Linked DNA regions of Homo sapiens: region 2 is linked to region 1. Evidence: chromatin loops called from intact Hi-C (ENCODE). Cell type or tissue: heart right ventricle. All regions are shown on one strand. Links, peaks and the distances in the headings refer to the core of each region. The heading gives the core; the rest is flanking DNA.

What was found. Peaks named below come from ENCODE experiments on the same cell type or tissue, not always from the same donor. Only the 100,000 strongest peaks of a DNase experiment are listed, where the experiment ranks them.
Region 2: a loop joins it to region 1, with 2.0 times the contacts of the local background. A loop is called at or near these places in 16 of 110 quality-filtered maps.

Annotation. Positions count from the first base shown.
Region 1 is chr11:12,743,690-12,749,062 of GRCh38, forward strand. The region is part of intron 2 of TEAD1 (TEA domain transcription factor 1); the gene reads left to right. Among named protein-coding and RNA genes, the nearest start is that of TEAD1, 72 kb to the left of the region's middle. In heart right ventricle, for the core only: a CTCF peak has its summit at 3,035; DNase peaks (open chromatin) are centred at 1,271 and 3,102; H3K27ac peaks cover 3,274 bases.
Region 2 is chr11:12,684,497-12,689,869 of GRCh38, forward strand. The region is part of intron 2 of TEAD1 (TEA domain transcription factor 1); the gene reads left to right. Among named protein-coding and RNA genes, the nearest start is that of TEAD1, 13 kb to the left of the region's middle. In heart right ventricle, for the core only: no CTCF peak of the experiment used is centred there; no DNase peak of the experiment used is centred there; H3K27ac peaks cover 1,340 bases.

The sequences.
Region 1 (5,373 bases), core at 198-5,197:
AATTGAGATTTTAAAAGTTGCCTGTATGACAAATGAAACAGATTTAAGGTGGGGGAGAAGGTTACCCATGAACGGGGTGGTATTGAAAATATTTAACAGCCAGTCCAGAAGGGCATTGGCACAGTAGAAACTACACTGCAGGCCCCTTGATTTGCCGGACACCTATCCTTGTTGAATAGTGAGGAGACCTTGGGACACTACGAAGGGGACAGAGCATTCACTGGGGCTTTGGAGCACTGACTCTTTACACGCTGTTATGGAAGTATTTCAGTATTTTAAACAACCAGTATAGTTGTACCAGTCGGGTACTGGAGGTGGTGTGGGAGAGTGTCTGAAACTGGCAGGTGTTCAGAGGTGTTGATAGATTCTTCACTTGTCATCTTTAATTCATTGCTGAGAAAACTTTAGTTGCGCTAGGCCAGATTATCCCCAAAGGCGTTTGGACAGTGTCACATTAGAATTTAGGGCTATTTAGAAAGCACTGAGACATGTCCTTTTTTTCAGAAAATACTGTGTATACAGTGTGAGAGGCGCACAGCCTCTGTCTTCATGAGGTCCCCAGTCTATCGGTGGCCTTGAAATTTTTCTGCTCTTTGACTGTAGGCTAGGAATCTGTCCTTGAGAAATGATTACAAGGATGTTTGCTACAACAGTGAAAAGTTGGGCAAAATCTAAATGTCCAAGCATGAGAAAAGAGCTAAATAATAGCATATCCACCCCCCAGAATATTATGTACCTCTTAAAAATCACAGACACAGAGAAGTTTTCAGGACTCAGGAACTATTTCTGACTGTGAAATGTTAGGTGGGCAATAAAAACCTAAAGCTGTAAGGAATAATTAGTGTAAGAAAGGACATCAAAATGCATGGGTAGCACTGATTATTATTTGATGGTGGAATATGGGTAAAGTTAATTTTCTTTGTGGATGTTTCTATATGTTCCACTTTTGGTCATCTATGGGTATTAACTTTTATAACTAGAGGTGTTCCAGAAATATTTTTAAAAACCCGATTAAAAATTTAAAAATTATTGTATAATTAGTGAGTGGGTGAACATGTTGGATTTAAACTTGGAGAAGCACATTTGGAGGTTGTATTTATCTCTTGTAAAGAAAGCTGCTGACTCGGTGGGATAAAAATAAGAGGCCTAGGTCAGCCTCCTCGCGTTGAGGCACCTGGCTCCCCCAGGCTTCCAGACTGCACGGGTTCTGAGAGGCCCTAATGGGCTTGTTGAAAGGTTCTACTTGGCTTCTTATTAATGTCCCTCCCTGAGCTGTGCTCTGCTCTGCTGGCTAACCTTGTCGGAAGGTTACCTGTGGCTCTCCAGGGCTCGGCTAATTTTAAACCTGGTCAGGGAGTGTGGTGGCATTGCTCTGCAGAGACATGAACAGCTCCCTGGGAGACACTGCTGGGGAAAGATGAGTCGAGTCTACGGTTTTTTCTCATCCTCCTGTAAGTGACCAGGCACGCTGAACAAGCAAAGAGAGCTGGGATAATAATGAGAGCTTTTATGGTAAAAACCAGGATTATTAAAGATCTTTTAGCAGTGTCAATGCTGGTTGATAATTGCACGGTGTGATGTGCCCTGCATGAACTGTGTCAATTCTGGCCACACTAGGAGTAGCAAGGTGAATGAGATCCTCTCTTCTGGAAACTAGACTTTGGCTGCTTTTAAAGACAGAATGAAACTACAGTGAATTTCACTACTTATTCGGTATTATTTTAAATTTTCAGGACTCACACTCCACTGGTGATAAGTTCTTCTATGAAATTTTTGATCAATTTGATTGGGAGAGGGCTGTTTCTGAAAAGCTAAAAAAAATTTAAAAACACAGAATCGCTGCCTGTCTGCATGTCAACTGCTGGTCTGGCTGCCTCTAAAATTGTCATTTTAAGGGGTTTTTTTTTTTTTTTTTGGACTGTTTGCAGTGGAGTCTTGTTCAGAATACGGCTGTGTCTTATAATACGTGCAACCCTGATATTGTAAAATGAAATATAAATCAATAACTGCAAAATAAGGTGACAATTGAGAACCTTTTCCCCATCAAAATTAATTGTTAAAAAAAAAAACTTAGCCCATATTTTTCTGCTTAGAATTTTTTTGTCCATCTACCTTTCACCACCTTCAGGTTGGGAATCTAAATGTGCCTGTTAGAGTTGGCTCTGTCTTCTCCTGCCAAGGCATTCACAGCTTCTTTTGCACGTACGGGATTACAGTGGGAAACCCATTCCACCCAGTGGATGGCCTGGTCTTGAGGCTTACCTGCCTGGCTTAAGGAAGTGCATCTTTTCTTGTAGCTGGGCCTGTACCCACCCACTCATAAAACAGTTGCTAGGAGCAAATTAAAGAGGCATTGTGTGTGGAGTAAACCAGGATGAAAGAACAATGGATGGAGAATCAATACCCTCCTAACTCCCTACAGTGATTGAAGTTAACTTTATTTGAAATATCCAGGCTGGGCCAGAGCACATCAAGCTAGCAGCATTCTTGCACGAGAGTAGCACGGGAATGAACTTTGATTTCATTTTAGGGAAGAAGAAAAAATAATGAATAAATGCTTTTTATTAGCCTTTTCCCTCCCCTTGAAGTCCTACCTCTTCTACATAAACCTAATTAGCTTCGACATGTTTGGATTTAGTTTTGAGAAAATTAAAGCTGAGTAATATTAGGAATTTGTTCAGTGGGAATACTTGTTAAAACCTTCATTGACCCAAATCTGACTTATAAATGGTATTAAATAAGCAAACTAAAGAAAACTTCATCCCCGTCTTGTCCTAAAATAATATTTTTAAAAGCATATTTAGAGTTAAGTATAATATAAATATGTTACCCTGATTAGGTACTAAATGAGGTACTGAAGAAGCTGTAGTGGCGGTATTGAGTGTAGTTATGAATTTAATGTTCTTTTCTTAAAAACCAAGTCCTCTTTGACACATGTTCAAAGGTCTTCCTTTTTTTTCTTCTCCTGAGCTGCTCTTTCTCACCTCTGGGGCACTTCCCTCCTACACTTGGCCCGCATGCGTGGTTTAGGCAGGCCCACTGTTATTTTTGTGGTAACCTGACACTGGGCCCAGCGCAGCCCCCTGGCTCTTGTGGGAGGTGAACTGGCTGAGAGCCAGGCTGCGTTCTCCCAGGATGAGCTGCTGCTGAAGCAGGCTGGGCTGAGGGCTGTGGGCAGGCTGCAGCAGGGGCTGGGATGCCACAGACCAGGCGGGCTGGGGGTTCACCAGTGAAGACCTCAGACTGTGCGGCTCAGCAGGTGGCAGGTCCTGCCTGAGGTTAAAGAAAGGTGGAGTTGGTTGTTGAGGCCACAGACCAGGTAGTCAGGGTGTTTGGAAACCTGAGGAAGGTTTTGAGGCCAGTGAGTCTCTTTTATCTCACTCTGTGGTTCTAGTCTAAGGTATGCCTGAGGCTGTCCTTGTAATTCCTTAGACAAGGATGAATTTCTTAAGAATCATCAAAATTGTATTCACATTTTAAGTTAAAATAAAGCAAATGGTTATTTGTTGAGCTGGGCTAGGGGGCTGGAGTGGGGTGCAGAAATGAATGGGAAATAGTGCCTACCTTTGAAAATTTGCAGTATAGCAGGGAAGAAGGTGGATATATTAGCAGTAATTATTATTATTTTTTAATTTTTAAAATTTTTGTTTTTTATTTATTTTTTGAGACGATGTCTTGCTATGTCATCCAGGCTGGAGTGCAGTGGCACAATCTTGGCTCACTGCAACTCTGCCTCCCGGGTTCAAGTGATAATCCTGCCTCAGCCTCCTGAGTAGCTGGGATTATAGGCACCCGCCACCACACCCATCTAATTTTTTGTATTTTTAGTAGAGATGTGGTTTCACTATTTTGGCAAGGCTGGTCTTGAACTCCTGACCTCAAGTGATCTGCCTGCCTAGGTCTCTCAGAGTGCTAGGATTACAGGCGTGAGCCACCACGCCTGGCCTATTAGTTTTGTTGTCAGCTATTTGAGAACCTACGGTGTGTCTGGCACAGTTAAGACATACTACCCATGCTCATCTCTAAGCATTTAGATAATATATGCATTGACTGTTGATTGAGATATTCTGTTAATACTTTCATGGATCATCTCATTTAATCTTTACATCAGGTGGCTAATAATGTTCCAGTTTTCATGAAAAGAAATGTAGGCACAGGTAGTAAGTGGAGGAATCAAAATTCAAACTCTTTGGGATTCTAAAACTCAGTATTCTCTTTATGTATATATAACTGCTCTGCCATATGGATTCTCCAGATGTCCAAGGTGATCCCTGCAATTTTTTTTTTTTTGAGACAGAGTCTTGCTCTGTTGCCCAGGCTGGAGTGCAGTGGCGCGATCCTGGCTCACTGCAACCTCCACCTCCTGGGTTCAAGTGATTCTCCTGCTTCAGCCTCCCAAGTAGCTGGGACTACAGGCACCCGTCACCACGCCCGGCTAATTTTTGTATTCTTAGTAGTGATGAGGTTTCACCATATTGGCCAGGCTGGTCTCAAACTCCTGACCTCAGGTGATGCACCCGCCTCTGCCTCCCAAAGTGCTGGGATTACAGGCGTGAGCCGCTGCGCCTGGTCTAATCCCTGCAATTCTTAGAAATACCTACCAAGGACAATATCAGCAAAAGTTTTTTGAGTTCCAACAATCTGTCAGGTATTGGGAGAGCCCCAGGCACCTGAAGGAGTGGAGTAGGTGGCCGGCTGTGTCCAGGCATCTTGGAGTGCGTGTGCAGCTAGAATGTTGGGGTTCTGGATGGGTGGCTGGAGGAGCAGGCTGAGAACAGGTGTGAAAGGCCAGGGGTCTCATAATGCACTTCAGTCCTGAGTGAGTGGGGATCTGCTGAATGACTTCAAGTGAGTGTATGATGAAAGTCCTATTTGCATTTTAGGAAAACCTTTCTGACTGCGGGATAGTGTAGGAGACACTCGCTAAAAATATGTCTCCTGGGATTCTGATTCAGGATTTCTGGCATAAAGCTGGGAATCTCTATGTTTAAGAAGCCACCCATATCATCTCGTATAACCAGGCTTGGGGACTAGGTTGTTGGCAGTGGCGAGAGTGTGGGGAGGCGGGGGACAGCTCAGCTCTGGCAGAGGGCTGAGGCAGAAATGGTGCGGTCCTTTCCTTGAGACAGGAGCAAAGTTAGTGGGGTAGAGAGGAGCAGAGGGGATCCAGGGGAGGCAGGGGGACTGGGGGTCAAATGGACGTTCTTGGTGATCATTTAGATCAGGAGGGGAGGAGGGGAACCTAGGATAATGGCCCTCCTTTTGGGTTATGCTCCAGCCAGTTTACCTGAGAAACATCATCTCTGAGAGGAGGCGGTGGGATTCTCCCAGGACCTGGGAATCCTTTTGGATTTTCATGGGGACTTTTACAGA
Region 2 (5,373 bases), core at 112-5,111, 59 kb before region 1:
CCCCCCTGGGGTGCAGAGGGCATTCAGCTTCAGGTGCGGAGAAGAAAGGTACTTTTGCTGCCCTCATTGCACCTCTTAATACCTGCTTTGGGCTAGCTGCTTAGCTTCTCTGTGCCCGCAGTTTCCCCATCTGGAAAATGGGGATGATGTTATCTACTTGGAAGAGTTGGAGTAAAGTTTAGATTAGGTAAGTGCTGGCTCGGTAGGCTAGAGCTGTAGGTGTGGCTGCTGTTAAAACCTAGGCCATTTGTTTCTCTCAGTACTGCAAGCTCCAGAGATAAATCTTTGCCCCTCTCCTAAGACTCGCTTCCTCTGGGCCTTAAATGTCACTCAAATAATAATTCACACTCATGTGAATGAATGGTTGCCCATCTCTTTAGCCAGTGTATTTGCATGTTTAAGAGGATGGTTGTGAATTCCAGTGCCTAACTCCAGGTACTTCCTGGGTAGATGAGCTGAGTTCCTTCTGGAAGCTGGTGATAGAACCTTGTGTTTTCGAAGTCAGCTGGCTTAAGCTGGTCCTGCTCTGCTCACATTCCCAGCTACACTTCTGGGTGTGTCAATGTCCCTGTGTTTTTAGATCTGGGCCACTCCTGGTGACTGGTCTGAGCAGTTAAGATTGCTTTGTGTGAGCCTGGGCCAGGGACCACCTGCATTTTATTGACATCTTTTCCTTTTGTCTCTTAAGCAGTGTATAGACATGTGTGCTAATTAATCTGGTTTCCCAGTTCTTTAAAAAAATTAAAATGAAGACTTATTGAGGGAGGAGAGTAGTCTGGTTGAGGAGAGAGACTTAGATTCAGGCAGGCTGACAGTGGATGAGGGGAGAAAATATATTTAAAAGCACTTATTCACAACCCTGGGAGTCTACTAAAATTACTGAATTACATACTTCAAAAGGGTGAACTTTATGGTATGTGAATCATATCTCATAAAGAAATAAAACCCTGGATCTAGTCACCACACAGAACAGCATCTTGTCATGCTCACCATGGTATCCCCAGCACTCTGGCTGTCATGTTTTTCGGTGATCGAGTGATTAAAAACTGATAATCAGACCTAATAAGAAGAGTTTCTACCAGTTGGTTTTAGAGAGGAGCCAGGAAAAAACATATAGTTCGTTTCAAAGATAAACAGTAGTAGTATTTAAAATGAAACTTTTTTACTTTAGAAATAATCAGTTTCAATAATGTGGAATGATGTGCTCCCTAATGATAAATGTTTACCATGGTAACCCATCCTTATGGATTGTACTTTTAAACAATCCAGTAACTAAGTCATAAAGGATAAAGTGGGAGATCATGAAGAGGAGACACCTGGAAGGCATGGGAGGCCACAAATCAGTCATTGAATCTGATTTGCAGATTGACTTAAGAATGGGAGAAAATGGACCTAGAATCAGGTTAATGTGTACCTCAAGTTTCAGGCTCTGCTCTACCTAGCTTTTTTCTTAATTTTAACCTGGTCTTCCTTGTTCCTGTGTCCATCCACCAGATCCTGGCTGCCTTCCTCCTGGTTACTGTTTGTGGCAGTTTTGCCTATTTGTATTTTCGACAGGGCTGCCCTTTATGGTTCCCCATGGCTGAGTACCTGTTTGCCTGGTATAATCCTGGTTTATGTTGCTTGTCTTGGCATAATCCTTAAAGAACCCTCCTTTACTATCAAAATGTCCCAGTTTGGATGATAAATTATATGCCTATGGTACTAATAGGAAATTGTCAGGGAAACTGGCAGACTAGACTTTTCTAGAATGGAGAGAAAATCCCAGGCAGGAGGGCTTTGTGGTGTCTTGGTATTGAGCTCATGACAGTATTACTTTTGAAGGATTGTCCCAGGCCATTTCTGAGGCCACAGCTACAATAGAGGGGAATTTCAGGAAACAACTTTCCCTTCAAACCTGTGCTATTTCAACCAAATTGTTTCAAACCTTGTTCTTTTCTGTGGATGCACTCATAAGTATTTTTTTAAAAATAATTCTCATCATTCATAGGAATGATTCAGCATTGGTTCATTTCCTTTTAGACCAAAAAAGTTTAATTTAGAAAGAAGTTTTTTTTTTAGTGGTATTCTGAAAGGTTGGTTTGTACTGTATGAAATTGGGGGATTTCAGATTATATTTTAGAACCTGTGGTCTTGGCACTCTTGACATTCTTAGGTTTCAAACTCACTTACCTTTGTTCTGAGGGAGACTGTGTAATGATGTCCTATGATGCACCTAAATAGATAAGCCAGAGAACATTGAGTGGAATTTTAGAAATTTTAAAAGAAATTTTAGTACTTTTAGAACTTTGCCTAAAACCAAAAGTAATTGGAATGACACTGCTCAGTTCCTGGTGGTTCTTTTGACACCACTGTTTAGTTATTTTGTGATGTGCCTTAGGCAGTGACTTCGGGCAGGAGTGGAGGTGTTCAGTCCAGTGTTTCAGCTCTGACCAAAACAATGGCGTCTAGACTTTGTTGTTGAGAACTCTGGTGGAGAACTGTTACCTTGTTGGGGTGGTTCACTGGGAGAAGGCATTTGAGGGTCCTCCAAGTGCTGGGTCTTGGTCTCTCCACTTCTAGCTCGTGTGGAAGGAAGTCCTGGTTGGGAATCCTCTGCTATGGCTCTTCCTGTGACCTTAGGTAAATCATTTGAAAATCTTTGGTTTATCTTTCTGGGAAGATGATGCTGTACTGCCTCTTGCCCCTCTAGCTGTTTTTTGTGCTGTGCTTTTGATTAAAGAGAGAAAATGTGTGAGCCCTTAGGCAGAAAGGTCCTGGAAAACTTATCTTATCATACCATCCATAACCCTCAAAGACAGGTTTTGTGGAGGAGGAGCAGTACTGCTGAGTTCACTTTTAGTTGTGCTCATTCCTGGGCTTCTTGGATAGGAAGGGAAGGCTGACAGGCCAGGTTCTGTCTCAAGCCCATATAAGAGTTGAGTTGCAATTGTAGTTGAAGAAGGTGAAGCTCAGAGAAGTTTAGTGACCTACCCAACATCACACAGCTGCACTTTAAAACCAGTTCTTTATCTGTGTGACTCCACAGCTGTCAGGCTAACAAAGGACTGCACATCAAGTCACCTATCCGGTTTTCTTGTGGCATTTGAAGGGAGTTAAGATAGATTGTGACATTGAAACAAAGGTAGGCTTCTCATTTAGTGTATTTGCCCAGAAAAATGAGGACACAATACTTGTGTTTTCTTGGTGGCCCATTTTACTCCCTCTTACAAACATATGGCTAAGGTCTTGAAAAGTTGGGTGTGTCTCAGTTGAGCCTTTCAGAGATTACTTATCCTGCCCCATTCACCTCTCCCCTGTGGTTTCAGTCCTCCAGGACTGTGGGGACCAGTACCCCTCACCCCCGTGACTGGTTATACTCACCGTTGAGAGAGAGGGGGCAGGACTCCTCCGGGCCAGGCTAATCCAAACTATTCTCTAGGTGGGTGTAGTGGGTAGGGGGACTGCTGTAGTTTGGAAGTTTGGAACTGGACCTGCCAGTTTATCTGGTTTTGCTTTGGAATGTGCTGTGTTGGCAGGCAGGCAGAATAAGTTAGCCCCCTCCATCACCCTGTAGGCCTGGATATGGAAATGGCCTCATGCTGGGGATAGGGTTTAGGCAGATGACCTTGACTTCACTTTTTGAGAATGGGAGTGCTTGGGAACCTGCTGAGATGGGGTGAATTTCTCTCTTCCCACCCAGGTGACCAGCTTAGCCTGTGATAGGTGATGGGCAGTGATGGGGGCAGCTGGCAGAAGAGAGTTAACTGTGCTTGCCCAGAGCCCTTCATAATCAGGACTCTGAAAAAGACACTGGGTCTTTGAAATGGGGTTGTTTACAGGGTTGATACCCCTCTTTGACACCTTGGTTGGTTTTTGGTGGGAGGCAGTGGGGCTGGTTGATACAATCTTTTCCTCCTGTCTACCTGTTTCTGGTGTCTCTCAGCTAAAAGGTGTGTGATCACTGATTGCCAGTTTTTAGGACTCTGTGCTCATGACTTTCCCCGCTTCCCAACTTGCTTGTACCTTCTTAGTCTTCATGCATTTCTTAAATTCTTCCTAGGTGGTTCTGTTGGCTGTTTTGGTGTTGTCCTAACTGTGCAGTTCTTACTAGTGCTTGGTGTATTCAGTAAGGTAGCCGGAAAGCATGGCTTGGAGGTCAGATCTTGGTTGCAGCCCCAGTTCTGCCTATTGGCTGTGTGATTTTGAGTAAGTGATTAACTCTATCTCGGCTTCTTGTTTCCTCCTCTGCAAAATGGAGAAAATAATAGTACTTCTCCACATGTGAGTTTAAATGAAATATAGCGAATGACCCACTGTCAGCCTCTCTGTTGGTTCCCCCAACCCATTGAGAAGTCTCTTGCTTCCTCCACTCTCCAGTTTCTCAGTTCAGGGTCCTGAGGTTTTCCTCCCGAATAACATAGGCTGGTCTGACTGGGGGTCATTTATTTGCCTTTTCGTCTTCCTCCTTTGGGTTTAGTTTTAAGCTTTGCCCCAGCTTCCCCTCTTGCTGGATTTCCTGCTTTGTTGTTTTTCTGTTTTTTTTTTTGTTGTTGTTTATTTGTTTGTTTTGTTTTTAAATTTTTAGTTTGACAGGCTATTTCCCTTTTGTTTTCATATTTTCTGTTGTCTCTCCCTCCTCCCTGGAAAACACATCCACCCTTCCTGCCTCCACTTTTCACCCTTTCTCCTCTGCTCTTATCACTTTAAGATCTCAGAGACTCTACCCTGCAGTTCACTACATTTCACCAAAAATGGTCATCAGAAAAGCACCACTTCTGCTCTCTTTAACACTGGATTGAATCTGTTGGCTTATAGAGTTCCCAGCACTCTTGATAGTTGTTACTATTTTGGAATAACATAACTCATTCTCATCCGCATTATGCTTATGAACTTGTGGAATGACACAGGTTTCCTTCACTTATCTGTTTGACCTTGGGCAACCTCTTTATCCTTCTGAAGCACAGTTTCCTAACCCCTGAAATGGACATAGAAGTGCCTTCCTTATGGGTTATAGTGCAGGTTCAGTGAGGGTGAGCACAGTGCTGACTCGCGGAGAAGTGTCTCATAAATGTTAGCTGCTGCTGCTAATTATGATTGTGACTACCATCATCCAGCAGCTGTGAAGTAGAGTGCCAAGTACCTCTTCTGTAGCATCTGTCTCTCTTTTTGAAGGAGGGGGTCAGGAGCAGAATCTTATTTTTATTTTAGATTTTCAGTGTCTTTGCTTTGGGAAAGTTTAGTACAGTAGAGGGCAATTGAACCCCTGTGCACCCATTATCACCCAGCAGCAATCATCACCTCATGGCTATTCTTGTAAACTCCTGGCTCCTCTCCCACCAGATTATTTGGAAGCAATCCTAGTTGTCATACCGTTTCATCTGTAAATTAGTA